Regions from separate parts of the Homo sapiens genome. Here region 2 is linked to region 1. A link is a loop called in an ENCODE intact Hi-C map of the cell type or tissue named here. Cell type or tissue: Calu3. All regions are shown on one strand.

Region 1 (8,000 bases):
TGTGGTCAGCTGAGTGGACAGTGGAGTATGTATGGGGGTGGGTTGGGAGGAGAGGTCTCCACAGAATTTTTAGCAGGAAGAGGACAATGAAGGCCACTGGGAGGTGGTTTTTATCTCTCAATTAGATGTACTCTGATTTATGAGGTGACAGCCAGGAGCCCAAACCGTCAGTTGCTGGAAGCTCATGGGAGACAGGGGGTGGGGGCCTGCCCCCTACTTCTGTCTCTGGAACATTCCCTCCCAGTACTCTGAGCCTCCTTTTCTCTGAGCAGTAGCCCAGCCCTGCTATGTTATATACTTAAATGTCTACCACCACCCTTCCTTGTCATTATCTTAAACAGTTCATAGAGATGAACGTCTACAATATTAGTTAAGAATTTTGGTATTTTTGCTAAATATAAACCACTTTGGTTTATCATATTCACACAATCAACCTACACTAATGAACAATACCTACAAAGCACTCCTACATCAGAGCTGGAGTTGTTACATAGTAGTACAGGATAGAAAAATGAAGGGCCTTCAGTCCATTGAGAATTTCCCCCAAACTCTCTCTGGGACACTGCCTCACAAAGGCTCTCCCCAGCAAAAGTCTCATTCCATTCAGACGTGACCTGGAACATATCATTTCCCTTTGCGCTGCTTTATCAGGCAGAGGCAGCCACAAAGAACTGGGCAAATATTAATGCTAAACTGTGAAGTGACTAATTTTTCCCTTCCCTTGGCTGCTAAGCAAATGAACAAACCTTACTCCTGTGTTTAAAAAAATATAACAGTTTGCCTTAAAATAAGCACCTCACCACCCCCCACCGCCCACCCAAAGGCACTCAACCAGTGCATGGAAAAGGTGTGGAATGTGCTCACATCCTGCGTAATTTAGAGGGAATTTTCTCTGAGTATTCTGTCCACAGGATGTAGCCTTGCCTGGCCTTGGGTTGATTAACTAAAAGGCCAGATGGAGACACAGTCCCCAAATAGCACTGCATAACCTTCAGCAATTCTTTAATTTTCTTGACTATTGAGGCATGGCAAAATAAGAACTTACCTAGAGATGAAAAACAGCCGAAGGGCAATTATAAAGGAGAAAAGTCATCATACTGGAGACATAGAGACAGCTCCCAGGCAAACTGCTTTCAAGAAACCCATCCTATTCTGGGTTTGAACAGCTCAGCCAATATTTGCTTCTGCCATAGTATCTCAGTCATATATTCCCCTTTGCTGGTCCTCAGTTTCCCTCTCTGTGAAGAAGATGGGTGTGCCCCATTTCTCCTTTTTTCCCATTTATTTTTGGAAGCTCTTAGTGGAACATGTATTCGGAGATTTCTCAGTGGGCTTCCATGTCTCCCATCAGAACAGGAGAATTATTGATCCCAGTGGCTTTTATTTGCCAATGTGGCACTTTCAGAGACTTACAGAAGAGGCAGGCAAACAACACAAATGGAGAGAAACCCAAATGGAAACATGCATGTATATTTGAAAACAAGTATTCAGACATGTGCACATGGCCCTCTCCCACTCCCCAGGCACATACACAGAATCACACAACTCTATGAATACACATGCAGGCAGTTGTGAGTAGACAAAAATATATGCAGGGCTAACTATTTACACAGCTACACCTGAAATCAAACAGACCCACACCCACTCTTGAATATTCTCCGTCACAATTTCCCACTATAGGGTTAGAGATCAAGCGAACCTTGACCTCTTTCCTACTCCCAGCCCTCTTCTTCACCAAGGTTATGACGGCAGTCATGGGATCCAAGGATCCAAACACACACGTTTATTGAGATGTTTATTGAAATTCCAGGTGTGGGGAACATCAAGAATAAGAGAGTCCCTCCCGTGAGGGGCTTAGGTCTAGTAGAGGAAGGAGATGCACACAAAGCTACAAAGTCACATGAGAAGTGCTCTAACTGAAGTGAGCACAGGAAATTGGACCTATTTGTTTGATCCTGAGATCTGGACAGAAGGCAATCCTCCTCCTTCCTTCAGAGGATACAATGGAGACCCAGAGCAATCTGCTCAGCACCAGTAAGCTGGAAGCCATGCTGCCTTCCACCCAATTCTCTGTGGGGATGCTGTGCTGGTTTCAGTCCCTGGGTCCTGCTCCTAGTTCAGCCTCTCTTGCTTGCTTCTCAGATGTGTCTGGTGGTAGAAGTTGAGGAAGAGAACGAGGAGGCTGAGGGCTTACAGGAGCACAGATGTGTTGAACCCAACAGGGAAGGGGCACTCAGTGAGGAGACTGTAGGAAGAGGGGGCAGCAGTGGCCACAAACTGACCCTGGGCAAAAGAAAGCATGAGAAGAAAGAGAAGGGAGAGCAGTCAGTTTTTTCCACCCCATGATCCCAAGAATCTTCTTGACCCTTCTCCTGGTCGTGGTTTCCCCAATTCCCCCATCCAGCCATGTCATGGTGGCCCTGATGATAAACTCAGTCTATCCAGAGCCCCGTATGGGACACTTTAGGCTGTCATCACCATCTGGGGGGCAGTGGTTCTCCCAAAACTGCAAGACATCCAGGCACCTGGAGGGTGCAATCGGTGATCACAGACTCACAGGATATTAATGCTTAGAGGTCATCTGGCTGAGGCCCTCATTTTATAGATAATGACATTGAGACCTGAGCATGGAAGCCATTTGCTCAAAGTCCCACACTGTGCCAGTGAGTTAGGGTTAGTTCCAGGATCTGATGAGATGGCTACCGAGGCCCTTGCAAGTTAGGAAGCTAAGGAAGATCTAAGGATGAGAGGGCTTGTTTATGGGCAGATGCCAAGTCACTGGTATAGAGTGACAAGCCAAGAATAGAACCAAGGGTTCAGCCAAGGCCCCTGGAGCCAATGAGATCTCCTTACCAGCTGTAGGGTGGTAAGATATCATTTCCACCAGAAGCAGGGCCACATAGAAGGCCACAACCTGGCCAGTCCATGAAGACATGGACCAAAGAATTAAGCATCCCTATGAAGAAGGCTGCAGAGTGGGGTGTGGGGAGATAAAGGAAAATAAGTGGAGCTGGGCTTAGCTGTGGTGTGGGAGTTCTCTTTGATGTTTCAATCCTCCAAGCTGCAGAGAGCACCTCTGCAATCTCCACAGAGAATCCCTGGAAAGACCTTATCCTGCAGAGGTCCGGCATGAGCCATCTGAGATCGTGATGATGGAGGGCTGGAGTTATTGAGATGCTCAATGAGAATGTTTCTACTACCTTTGTGTTCTCTGGGCTGATGGCTATGAGCATCTCCCAGCAGCCACCTCCCCATCCCAGAGAGGGGTAGCCCGAGAGCTCTGAGGAGCCACAGGGACAAATGGGAGCAGAGGCCTGGTCTCATGACCTCAGGGAAGGGAAAAGTTAGAGACCAGCCATGATATTCCAGGGATGCAGGTCTCCTGAGCTGGGACTCAGCCCAGCAGACCAGCCCAGCAGACCTGCCTTACTAGGGCCTGGAGCAGGGCCGTCCACGGCGCGCATCACTTACCTGGCTGCCTGCTACATATTTGACTCCAGCCCACCCATCACAGGGCATGGTGCCATGGTGGTAGAGATGCAGGAAGGTGGGCTGCTCTGGCTTCATTCATAAAGTAAAGAACACCTGGAGAGGAGGAAGAGATGGCATCAACTCTGGAGGTCTCCTTTCTCCAGACTTCTCCAGGGGCCTCAACTACCCCTTAGAGTGGGATATGGTAATTCTACCTGTTTTACTGAAGAAGAGAGTAAAACTAAAGGGAAATAACAACAGTCAAACACCAATTTATGACCTACTGTGTGCTTTAATTGAAGCTTTTGAAATTCAAACCCTCGCAGGATCTAAGGTCTCAAAGTGTGAAAGCTTCAGGTGGTCTTCTAGATGCTGGGCAGGGCTGTGTGGTGGGAAGAGGAGGGAAGAGAACACTATTCTACTTTATGTGTATAAAATAATCACTTAAATACCACATAATTGTGTGCAGTTTATACTTCTACTACTTCCATTTTTCAAGAAAAAAAAAAAAAAAAAAAACAGAGGCACAGAAAGGTTAAGTAACTTGCCCAAAGGCACACAACTAGTAGGTGGCCAAACTGGGATCAGAACAGTCTGGCTTCAGAGACTGGGTTCTTTCCAATGTCCGATCCTTGCCCCCCAGGCCACCGGGGTAAGAGTTCAGGTGTTGAACAGTCAGCCCAAATCCGGACACCCACACAACACATTCCCACGTGATCTTTGCTCAGATCATTTTGGCAAGAGACTGAGAAGAAAGAGTACCCTCTTTTCATCACCAACCACACCAACATTATGCTCTTGCCCCACCCTGCTTAATCCCACAAGCTCCCTGGCCTCACCAGCAAGGTTTCTTCTCATTAACATGGAAGGATGGCTTTTGCCGTTGGATGACCCTTGCTATATCATGTCAGTTTTAAAATTTGTTTAATTTTCCATTTTAATTTTACCTGGAACCTGGATACTAATGGGGCAAATGCCTACTCCTACTTCTGTTGATAGAAAGCAGGGACCAGGGGAGCCGGCAGAGAGGGATGCTACCTCAGTGGCTGAGCATCCTCCCTCAGCCAGGTACTGGACCAAGGCTTTACTCTGAAATTAGTCTCTGGCATGGCTGCCTGGGCAAACCTAGAGAGCATTCTTGCTGGCAGAGTCAGACACCACCCCAGATTTGGCTGACGGATATACAGGAGCCCATGGGTCCGGGATCTTACCTGTCAAGCAATTCAACGTCCTTTGGAAAGAGGCACCAGCAGCACACGCTCGCCATCTGCTGGGCAGGAAGGGGAAGTTCCATCAGACTGCAGTCCGGCTGGTGCCACGGCTTGGCCCACCTGGGCTGGGTTCAGCCCCAAATCCTCACTGTTCTACGCACCGCTGATTCCACAGTGCCTACCTTCCTGTCTCCAGGAAGATGCCTGTTCGCACAGGAAAGAAGGGGAGAAGCTACTGGAGTGACCACAGAAGGACTCTCCAAATGTGCCCCAGCCCAGAACCTTGGAATCTAATGAGCATGTGGGCATCTTGTTCGTTGAAAAGAAGATTCTTAATCAGTGTGCCTGGGGTGGAGCACAGATTCTGCATTTCCAACAAGCTCCCAAATGATGCTGCTGGCCCAAGGATCATACTTTGAGTCACAGGACATGAGCCCATCACCAACATCCAGTGACTCAACATCCATATCAGCTGGTGAGAAGCCTTAGCTACCTGGAGACAGGCTTCAGCTAGAGTCTTTTGTTCTGCTTCCAGTTGAAACAGAGAACAGCTAACAGTGATGAAATCACTACCACCTAGCTACCGCTCAGTGTGTGCCGGCCCCTGTGCTAAACACTTTCATATATTATCTATCATATATTATCTGATTCCGTCTTCCTTCAATCATTTCGCTTTATAAAATAGGTATTATTATCTCAATCTTATAGATAAGAAAATTGAGTCCCAGAAGAGTTAGGTGTGCCACCCAGAGTCACACAGCAAGTAACTGGCAGAGCTGAGATCCAAATTGATGTTATCTGACTCCAAAACTAGCTAGTCCCCTGCCTCTCATCAAAAGGCTCAGGTGATACCTCCTTGACCTCCGATTGTTATGAAGTTGTTCCTCCTAACCCTCTCCAGGCTTGCTTCCTGCTCCCTGCCATACCCTCATTCCATGCTTTCTCCATCTGTAGTCCACTGGCTGGCAGAAGTAGCTGCAGTTAGCCAGCAGCGGGGTGACCATGACCTGAGAGGAAAAGGAAAGAGGAAAAGACCAAGTCATAAAGCCTGCTGCCACCATGGTGAGCCCCGACTGGCTCGGGCTCCTGAACACCAACACCCCAATGCAACCTCTGCTGACACTTGGTCAACAACTGCTAAAAAGAAACTCCATGGGGTGGCGAGGTTAGAGGCGGCAACTTGCATATATCTTGCTGGTCTCTAATTTTTTAATGTGAGCAAATATAGGCTACAACCCTACCCCGGGTGCCTACTATGCATGAAAGCCTGAGGTGGGTGCTGGAGACACCAAGGTGGTCCATACGCCAGCCCTGCCCTAAGGAGCTCAAAGCCTGGCTGAGAATGTAGAAAAAAATCCTAACCTTACAGGTTGGTGCTAGAGGAAGAGTAGAAAATAGCAGGTGTTCCAGGAGTCGGATCAAAGAATGAGGCGGCTTTGGGCAGACAGAGGGGAGGGAGTGGGAGTTTCATGCCAGGACAAGAGTATGTGGTACCTGGACCTGAGGGGCTAACTAGGAGATCAGCGGGACTGGTGCGGAGGCTCTGACCAAAGGAGAAGCTGGCCACAGAATTGGAGAGACAGAATTGTGAATAAAGGGTCTTGAAGCCTGTTGTAAGGAGCTTGAATTTTATCATTTATTGATTTATTTGACAATAATGTGTTGAAAGGTACAAAGCATTTCTCCATGCTGGGCACTGTTCTGAGCACTGGATCTCATTGATAAAACCAAACAGATACAAATCCCTACCTTGGGGGACATGGCATTCTGGCCATATATGCAAAAGGACCTACTGAGGTTTCTGAGCAGGAAGCTGACTGTGGGCGTGGCAGAGTTTTCAAGGGACTGGGGTGGCAGGAGAATGCCTGGTTGCCATAATTAAATGACAAATTCTCTAGGGCATGCCTCACGTCTCATGAGTTATTGGCAGCCCTCATGTGCTACCAGACAGTACGCTGGGTCTGTCTGTAAACGGATAAATAAGACAGAGGCCTTGCCTTTGAAGTACTTGCCATTTGGGAGGGGAGAAAGACACATACGAAAGTGGTGACACAGTTGGAGAAAGACACAGTCAGTGGGGGGTCAGTATATCCTTAATAAGCTCCTAAGGTGGGGGAGGTGTCTGCGGGGTTTGTCAATTCCTATGGTGTAAATACTGCCACCAGGGTGGAGGGACTTCAAGTTATTTCGCACAAAGTCACTGAACATGAATTTGCGGGGAGACCCACACCTGGTGCTCACCCGCGGGTAGAGTGGCTCCAGCCCACCTCAGAAAGTCCAGGACTGTACCCAGAGCTGGGAATGGCTAAGCAAGGAAACAAATAACCTGGCCGTAGAGGAGTCAGGGACCGCTTCCTGTGAGGCGACAACTGACCTGAATCTAAAGGATGTGCAGGAGTTTGTCAGGAGATTGGGGGACAAGAGCAATTCTGGCAGAAAATCAGTGATGTGCCCAGGCCTGAGGACTTGCTGAGCATGGCTGTGTGGGCTGGCGAGCAGGCCTGTGCTGGATGAGGGTGGTGTGCAAGGCTGCTGAGAGCATATAGAGGGAGACGAGGCGGAGTGGAAGACAAGGCCAGAGAGGACTCTAGAGGGCTTCATGTGTCCATGAAGGGGGTTCAGCCTCAGCCTCTGCGGGATGGGAAGCATCAGAGGCTCCTAGCAGGCAGTGGAACCATCCTCCCTGTGCTTGGGGTAGATTATTGTCAGTAGGGTGGAGGATGCACTGTAGCTCAGCAATAAGAAAGGAAGAGACGAAGAGGAGTTGGAAGAGATGGGGCTGTCCGGACCTGCTTCTTCTGTCTCCTCCCTGCTAACTCACCAACAGGTGGAAGAGATGGAGGAGGAGGCTGCAAGCTGTTCAGTCAGGGTGCCTGGTTTGCACTCTGCCTCTGTGCCTTGCCACCTGCTAAGTTACTTAACCCCTCTGTGCCTCAAACAGTGCTATCATGAGGATTAGATGAGCCAATCCTCATAAAGTGTCGACACCAATTCCTTGCCTGTAATCAACATGGAAACACATCTGTGATGATCATTACCACCTGTGAAAAGCTTTTCCTGACATCCTCACCCCTGGACCAGAGACCAGGTTACTGCCCCATCCTGCCTGCCCTTGGTGCGTGATACATCCTCTCTGTTGCCCACTCAACACACTGCATTGCAACTGCCTGTGTCCACACCTGTCTCCCCTCTAGACTGTGAGCCTCTGGAGGGCAGGGGGGCCTTATCCAACAGGGATTCTGCAGGCCAAACACAGCCTGGCACGAAGCATATATTTGATATACACCTGCTGAATGACTGTTTACAAGGTCTGAAAGG
Region 2 (8,000 bases), 770 kb before region 1:
TGGGAATAAAGAAGACGGGGTTCTGCTAATCAGGTGCAGGACTGCCTCAGAGTGTGATAAAGTTCATCTCTGTTGTTTGAGGAAGGAGAAGCCAGTTTCCATAGCCTCCCGATTCTGAACATCTCCCCCTGGATGTCTCATGAGAATTTCTTAGAAGCTGGACTTTGGGGATAAAAATCTGACTTGTTAGGATGGACAAAATCAGGTGAAGTTTCCCATCTCTACCTCTAACCTGTTTCCTTATTTTCTTTGTTTAGCTGCTATATCAAGAATGGGCGCGCTATGGAGTGTTCTATAAGTTCCAACCTATTGACCTCATCAGGTAAGAGGTGGTAGGGAACTTTTGGAAGTATCCTGGAGATGCAAGTCCTGAAAGATGTATCATAAACCTTTTGACTCTGACAGTCCTTTGCTCAAGTGGAGGGATCTTCTTTTCTAGCTTCTATGATCCACTCCTCTGTGTCTCATGGGTGGGGAAGCAGCTGGGGACATGGGAGGGACATGGAGGCTGCGTGGGGCAAAAGATACTGTAGATTGATAGACCATGACCTGCACCTTGAGGTCTTCAACATTGGTCTCTTTCCCTGCCTGTTCTCTGGGAGGGGTGCATGGAGCTGTCTCATTTCTTTTCCTTAGTCTTGTCCTAGAGAAGAACCTGGATGAAGCTGATTGTTGGGTTATGCCCAAGTGCCAGTGTTGATCCAGGAAAGGGTGGATTTAGCAAATCACATGAGGAATATGCTGGTTGGCCTGACAGAATGTGGACTTTTTATGGCTTTTCCAAATTAGAAGGGAGGAGAGACTAGGCCCTGGGTTTCCTCCCTTCTGTGTTGTCACAGAATGATGTCCTGTTTTCTGGCACCTTGGACATTTCCCCAGCTTCTGTTGAACATTAGTGAAAAGTCCTTGGAAATAACTTACTGGAATGTCATAGGTCTGACTAGTTTAAAATGGCTTCAGGGCTCTAGAAACTCAATCTTCTGGCTGGAATGTTGGGCGGCAGCACTGTGTGACAGCACTGGGCTGAGAGTCTGGAGACGTGAGTTCTGGTCTGGGCCTGGCCACTAAGTGCTACCATTTCTTTGGGCAAGCCCCAATTCCTCTTTGATCTTCAGGGTCCTGGTTGTCCTAACTTGGGAGGCTGAGCTGAGGGATCTGTGAGTTCACATGGTAGAATGTGCTCATTTGGAAAAGATGGGCCGCTGGAGCCTGCAGGAGGAGGCTGCTCCATGGTGGACATGGTGGACTCACTGCCCTGAAGTCACCTAATGAGCTAATTCATCAGCCTGAGAATAGAGCGTGTTCCTGGCTGGTTGCCCTGGGCTGGGATTGTGAGAGGGGCAGCGGCCAGGAGAATCGAGTCTAGAGGGAGGAATTCCAGCTTCTGCTTGGAAAGAGAAAGCCGCGTGGAGGCCAGAGTTTGGGCAGCTCACCTCCTACACAGAGATGCAGCGGCCCTCCCAGCGGACAGAGCTTGGTTGGATGTCTCTTGGAAGCAGGTGTTTGTTCCAGCTGAGGACCGTGAACCAAGGTCTTGGGTGGGGGAGCAGGGACATGCGGGGCCTGTGACCAGGTGCCTTCACCCTGTCTCCCGTCCCCTGGCTGCCTTTCATGTGGCATGGGCCACCTAGACTGTTCTCTGGGCCACCCCAAGGCTGATCATTCCATTCTTGGTGGGCTTTGATCTTTCTCTCTGGATCTCAAGTGGCCACCCACTCTGTCGCCTGTTTTCTCCAACTACTCATTTGTTTTTGTTTTTTTTAAGTACGATTAAAAAATAAAAATTCTCCCTACCAGAGAGCCCTATCTTTTCCCGCAGAGACTTCAGGTGACTCGCTGCCAGCTAAGTGGCAAATGGCTCCAATATGCACTCGGTTTTGGCCACCAAAGCAGCCTCACCTGCAGGGGAAGTATTGCCTTTGGAGCGGAGCCCTGCTCTGGGGCCTGGCGGTTCCTGAGGATGGAGAGCTCAAATCTGTCTAGACAGGGCACGGTGTACTGGAGCAGGGCCGGAGGCTGTCTACAGCTCCTCACAGATCAGATGGCCTGGAACACTCCCACGGTCCCTGGGCAAAGCCAAGTCTTGGTCAGGAGGGAGAGGAGGAAGGAGCCTCAGGAGAATGGGACGCTGGGCAGCATGTGTGTGGGGAGCCAAGGCAGATGGTGATGGTGGTTGTCATCCCAGTGGCATAAGGAACTCTCTGACCTCAAGAAACTGCTGGAAAGAGAAGTGATGGAAGGGCTGGTGGTGGGGAGCACTAGGGTCAGAAGTGGGCGAGTACCTGGAGAACTTGTAGAGAGAAATGTGGGCTGGAGCATGCAGGGAGCAGCTACTTAGACTCAGTGAGCACACCAAACTCCTCATTTTACACTCTTTTACCAAATGGTCCCAACTTGCTTTCCCTGATTCTGTCCAAGTCCTCTCCTTCCTCTTCTTCATCATGACACAACCCGAGACCTCAGTAATCCCTGACTGGCGTCACTTTCACTTCCCACTCCCCAATCTAACTGTGAGTCTTGGGGATTCTTCTTCAGCACCATTTCTCTCTTTTGCCACTTCCTCTCCATCATTCCTCCCACCTCCTGTCGGGGCCCACCTGCCTGCAGAGTCCAGCCTGTGGTTCCCTTCCTGAGCCATCACAGGCCCCACACCATGACAGTTTTGCTCCATGACTACTTACTACCATGCATGGCACCCTCCGTGTGCCTCGCGGAGAAGTTGCCCTCATATGGTCTGTGCTGGAAGAGTGACGGAGCAGGGGAATCTGGCACAGGCGGAACGTGATAATTCATGCACAGGCCTGGCCAAGGTCTTTCCCACCCGTTTCTTTGGGTTTTCAGCTCCTCATTTTTAGCGCCAAGCTTCTGTTCCTCCTCTGGAGCCCTAGTGCTCCTCCTCTGTGCCAATTGTTTGGAAGATTCTAAAACCTCTGTGTGAGCCATTGAGAGCTCATGGGGCAGGAGACCTGTTTGTATGTGGAAGGCCCCGGAACTAGCTCTCCTTCCCCTTCCGCAGGCCTTCAGGCCTCATTTTGAGTCTTGGGGTTTGAGACACCGTTCCTGGATGTTGAAAGTCCACAGAGGGGAGGCAAGACACCCTTCCCTGCACCCCTGGCCCCTGCCTCCACCCGGCTGCAGTGTCGTTCGTGCCCAGCAGGCTGCACTGTGAGACTGCTGATGGCCTCCAGCCCCGCACGGCTCTCCTCCCGATCCTGCCTCTGCTCTGGAGACCTGGGGCCTGCAGGCCTGAGTGTGTGTGTGAGCCTGTATGAGAGTGTTTGTGTGTGTTAGTGTGTGTGAGTGTGAGAATGTGTTCGTGTGAGAGTGTGTCTCTGTGTGTTGTGAGTTTGTGTGTGTGTATGTGCAAGAGTGGGTGTGTGTGTGAGTGCATGTGTGTGAGTGTAAGAGTATGAGAGTGTGTGTGTGTGCCAGAGAATATGTGTGTTTGGGAGAGTGTATATGTGAGGGTGTGTGTGAGAGTGTGAGCGTGCATGAGTGTGTGAGTGTGAGCAGGGAGTGTATGTGTATGAGCGTGTGAATGAGTGTGTGTGCATGCGTGTGTCGGTGTGAGTGTATGTGTGTGAGTGGGTATGAGTGTGTTCATGTGTGTCAGTGTGAGAGTGTGAGTGTATGTGAGAGAGTGTGTGCATGAGTGTGTATGAATGAGCGATTGTGTGACTGTGTGTGTGTGAGTGTGTGTGTGAGAGCTCTCTGGAAAGTTCCCTAGAGAGGTATCCAGCAGGAACCTCGATGAGTGAGTGCACCCCAATCCAGAAGACCTCCTGGGCACTTCCAGCCAGCAGCACTTGTGCCTTGTCAGAAACATGGCTTGTGGCTGATAATATGAGGAATGACTCCTAAGCTAGAGTGAAATGACTCTTCTAGTCCTTTAGGGAGCTGGAAGAGGGTCCTCACAGCTGGAGAAGGACATTTCTGCCTGCACTTCTCTGGTTCAATGCTCTAAAACCCAGGAGGAAAACAGCCCTTATTTTCTGGGAAAACTTGGGGACTGGAGGCCTTTTCGATTTGTACAGGTCTGACCCAATACTAGTCAGGGCCGTAATCTGTCTTTTTACTAAAGTTAATATCTGCTCCCAGGCTGATTTTCTTAGCTTGGACGTTTTGATATGAATGAGACAAAACAATAGGTCTTAAGCATCTTCTGAGTTTGATTTCTCTTCTGACTATACTCTGCTGAAACTAATGTACAAAAAGTTTATTCTAAAGCAGCTGCCACTGCCTGCCTGTGACAGCATGGGAAAGAGAGGGTTCTAGAACTGTACTCAGCTCAGAGGGATTGCAGCCTGTTGACTTGTGGGAGTTCACCAAGGGGATAATGGATGGGGAGCTTCACTGTACCAAACCAGGCCTGCAGTCTGAAGAGGGGTAATGGTCCCTACTCACTCCCACCTGTTCCTGGGGTGCTCACTTCATGAGTGAGGCTTCCTGCACTTAAAGTCAGGCCCTGGGCATGAAGCCCACCCATGTGGAAGCTCTGGAGTTCTCTTAGAAATGTGCCAGCTTAGAGCCTTGAGATATGGAACAGCTTCCACGAGGATCTGAGAGTGATCTCTATGGGGTTACCATTTCAAGAGCCCTTGGGTGGCACTGTGCCCCAACGTTGCTACACATCTCTACCAGCCCTCTCTAGCCTGACATGCCACGAATGGGATCTCCCTCCTACTGCAAGGCACAGGTCACCGTCCTTGCCAGGGTTCCCCAGCACTGCCACCAGAGACTGTGTGGTTTGATCCATCCCTCCTTGTCTCTGGGCTCTGCTTCCACCCTCCTGAACTGTGAGCCATCTGAGCACCCCCGGAGGGAGACCGAGGAAGCCATGTTCTTAGGAGGCTTCTCAGCAGGCCAGGCTGGGGAAGGACTGGCCAGGCCACAGCTGGGTTAGAGGAGGAACTGGAGAGAGAAAAACGTTGATCAATCTGTGATTACTTATTTCCTTAGCCCTGCTGCTTTCTCCTTGATTTTTCTTTGGGATTGAGAAAGGCAATTCAGCTCGACACAATACACATTCACTGATGCTTACAGTGAGCAAGTCTCTTTGCTTGGCAGTATGGGGAGGCACAACAACGATGAAGGGAGAGCTTATGGCCTTTAAGATCTAGGAGTTATGTAGGGAGACAAATGTGTGCAAGACCGGATATAGCGAGGGCTCTCAGGACTATAATAATGTTCAAACCTATCAGTATGGGATCACATTTGAAGAGTAATTGCTGCTAGAGGAATAAGACAAGACTTCCTGGAAGAGGTGGCCCTTGAATCAGAAATGTTGCTTTCTGAAGGACGACTGAGGTGAAAGAGTGTGTCTTTGTAACCAGCCTGGACTGCCCTGTATAAGGATTTATAGTTTAGCCTGATACTAATGACTGAAAATCACATTGACTCAAAGCCAGATCTTTCCTCACTGTTGACTGGGAGTGGTGAGATCAAGAACTTGGCTTGCAGACCTTGTCTGTAAGGATTCCCTGCCAACCTGGCCCAAGTCCCTTGCTCTGCCCCACGAATTAGCAGGCAATCCAGGGTTGGAAGGAAATGAGGCTGGATGCATGAAGGGAAGCTAAGGAGAGATGACACGTGGGATCAGCACCATGGCATTTGCACGGGTCTTATCATTTGATGGTTGGGTTTAGCTGGAAAACATTTTGCAGCCTGGAAGGAAATAATACCTCATAGGCCTGAAGTCTATTCTTCCTTTACCTCTGAGGGTGTGAGAGAAGGGTAGACAGAGAAAAGCAGCAACAGCTGGTTGAGGTGAGGCAGAAACAAGGATGATTATGTTCCATGCCATTACATTCTGGTCCATTTTATAGATCAGGATATAAGTCATGCTGTTAATCCCATCATGCTGTGGAAAGGCTCTGCCCCAGTCTCCTTTCTCTCATTTCCTCCATGGAGTGCCACTCTCCTCCAGTTGTACCCTTTCGGAGGGAAGGCTGTTGGTCTTGTGGTTGACCAATGGAAACAGGAGTTGGAGTACAATGCTACCAGCTCCAGTTCAAAATGCTACCAGCTCCAGTTCAAGGTAGCAGCTAATGACTGTGTTGGTCTTCTGAGGGTGGCCTCCTAGCCTCACAACAGCCTTCCAGAGATGGTGGCTCCTGTTTTAAACTTTTCATCCTCCTTCCTGTCTTATCAGCCACATGGTATGGATGGTGGATCCCAAGGCACCAAGAGGCTCCACAAGTTCCCCATGGCCACCTGGAATTCCAGGGCAGAGCTGGGGAAGGAAGGAGCTGTCTGGCATCAGCTCATTGCCTCCTTGATCAGCTTATGTCATGCCCCAGGGAGGAAAAGCTGATATTAGTCTGAAAAATATGACAAGCTATATGTTTGTGCTGTCTTGGCCCTGTTGTACAATAAGCTTTCAATTATCCAGAACCTCTAGGAACAAACCATAGCCTCACAGAGGCAAATGAAGCTTAGAGGCCAGACAGTTGGATAGCTGTCCCTGGAAGGAAGGAATGAAGAATTTTTCTTGCGGCATATTCATCTAGCAAATGCCCAGCCTCTGCTTGATTTTTCTTGGAATAGGGAGCACCTTATCTCTGGGACAGTTTGTTTCTGTCTTGGGCATATCTAGCCCATAGGAAGTCATGAAACTAGAAGGAAAACTGCTGATTTCCCTTATTTTGGTCTTAGTTCTGCTTCCTGGAGCTGCACAGAACAAGTATACCCTGTTGTATAGGTCAACCCTTTAAATATTTGAAAACAACAATTGTGTCAACAACAGTGCTCATATACCTAAGCTTTCTTTCCCACACCCCAAATACTCCTAGGACTTTCTGCGTTTCCATATCAACGTGTGTTCCCCACACAGCCTTATCATCGTGATTGTCCTTCTTGGGACTCACTGGTGGGGTAACTTGGAAGAGGAGGAGCCTTACATACACCTCACTGAAGCAGTTAAGCCACCACATATTTTGCATTATCCAGACACTGGTCCTGGGGATACGGAGATGATGTAAGCATGACCCCACTCTCAAGGAGCTTGAGTTCAAAGTGGAATCTCCATGCTTGCAGATGACCACTGGGTTTTCTGGGAAATAAAGGGACAGGCTGATGGAGAAAATTTATAGAAAGTAGCTGTGAGGCTGTAGGAAAACAACATATGGAAAAGATCACGAGGGAAAATTGGCCTTCGACTAGCCATTTGTGATGGGCTCAGAGGTATCAGCTATGCATCAGGCAGAGATCTTTGGGGATGATTGTAACTCTTTCTAGAAACATCAGTGTGATGTGATGCAGCACCACAGACCCCTCGAATTCTCAGAATACATTTTAAAACCAAGCTAGGATTGCATCACTCAGTGATTTACTGAATCATGGTAAAACCTCACATGTGGCTGACTTAGGTCATCACACCTAAAGAAAACATAACCAGGCTGGAACTGTTTCACAGAAGGAAAAGTAATGTGATCAAGGATTTGGAGAGGCGTCTTTATAAAGTCGGACTTAAACAAGGAAGAGTTCCCTATTCTCAGAACAAAATGGAGAAGGAGTGAGGCTGACAGTCAAAAGATGGGTAATGTGCCTGTGTATGTGTTCATCAGACCCTGACGCACCTGCCCGGGGACATTCCTTTAGACCAGGAGCAGTGAGTTAAGAGTGAAAAGAACTCAGTTTTACCTCCAGATTTGTTTCCAGTTGATGTAATATTTGGGCAAGTCATTCTCTCTTGAGCCTCAGTTTTCTCAGCTATGAAATAGGGGTGATAGCACCTGTGCTACCTGCCCACAGTATTACTGGGAGGATTCAGATGAAGAGCTGTGCAAATACTGTGATGATGGCTGTAGGTCTAAATAAATACAAATAAATGTATTTATACATTTATTTATATTACAATAATTATTTCTATTACAATATAATACAAATAAAATAAATGGCTGTAGTTAAATAAATACGAATTTATTGACTCCCTGTGGGGGAAATTATAACATTCATTAAAGTGGTGGAATTTCATATGGTTCCTTAGCTTAAGAGCTTTG

The links. A loop is a pair of places that touch in the nucleus more often than their neighbours do. Peaks named below come from ENCODE experiments on the same cell type or tissue, not always from the same donor. Only the 100,000 strongest peaks of a DNase experiment are listed, where the experiment ranks them.
Region 2: a loop joins it to region 1, with 4 times the contacts of the local background. A loop is called at or near these places in 7 of 110 quality-filtered maps.

The regions. Positions count from the first base shown.
Region 1 is chr12:5,019,377-5,027,376 of GRCh38, reverse strand. LOC100507560 (a long non-coding RNA gene) reads right to left here. Exons shown (of 7, transcript NR_187676.1): 3 at 5,535-5,689; 4 at 4,683-4,886; 5 at 3,756-3,853; 6 at 3,472-3,585; 7 at 1,783-2,283. Among named protein-coding and RNA genes, the nearest start is that of KCNA5, 21 kb to the left of the region's middle. RefSeq lists an enhancer at 1-166. In Calu3, a CTCF peak has its summit at 4,746 (motif pointing left); a DNase peak (open chromatin) is centred at 4,726.
Region 2 is chr12:5,791,829-5,799,828 of GRCh38, reverse strand. ANO2 (anoctamin 2) reads left to right here. Exons shown (of 25, transcript NM_001364791.2): 10 at 258-322. Among named protein-coding and RNA genes, the nearest start is that of ANO2, 150 kb to the left of the region's middle. In Calu3, no CTCF peak of the experiment used is centred here; a DNase peak (open chromatin) is centred at 3,158.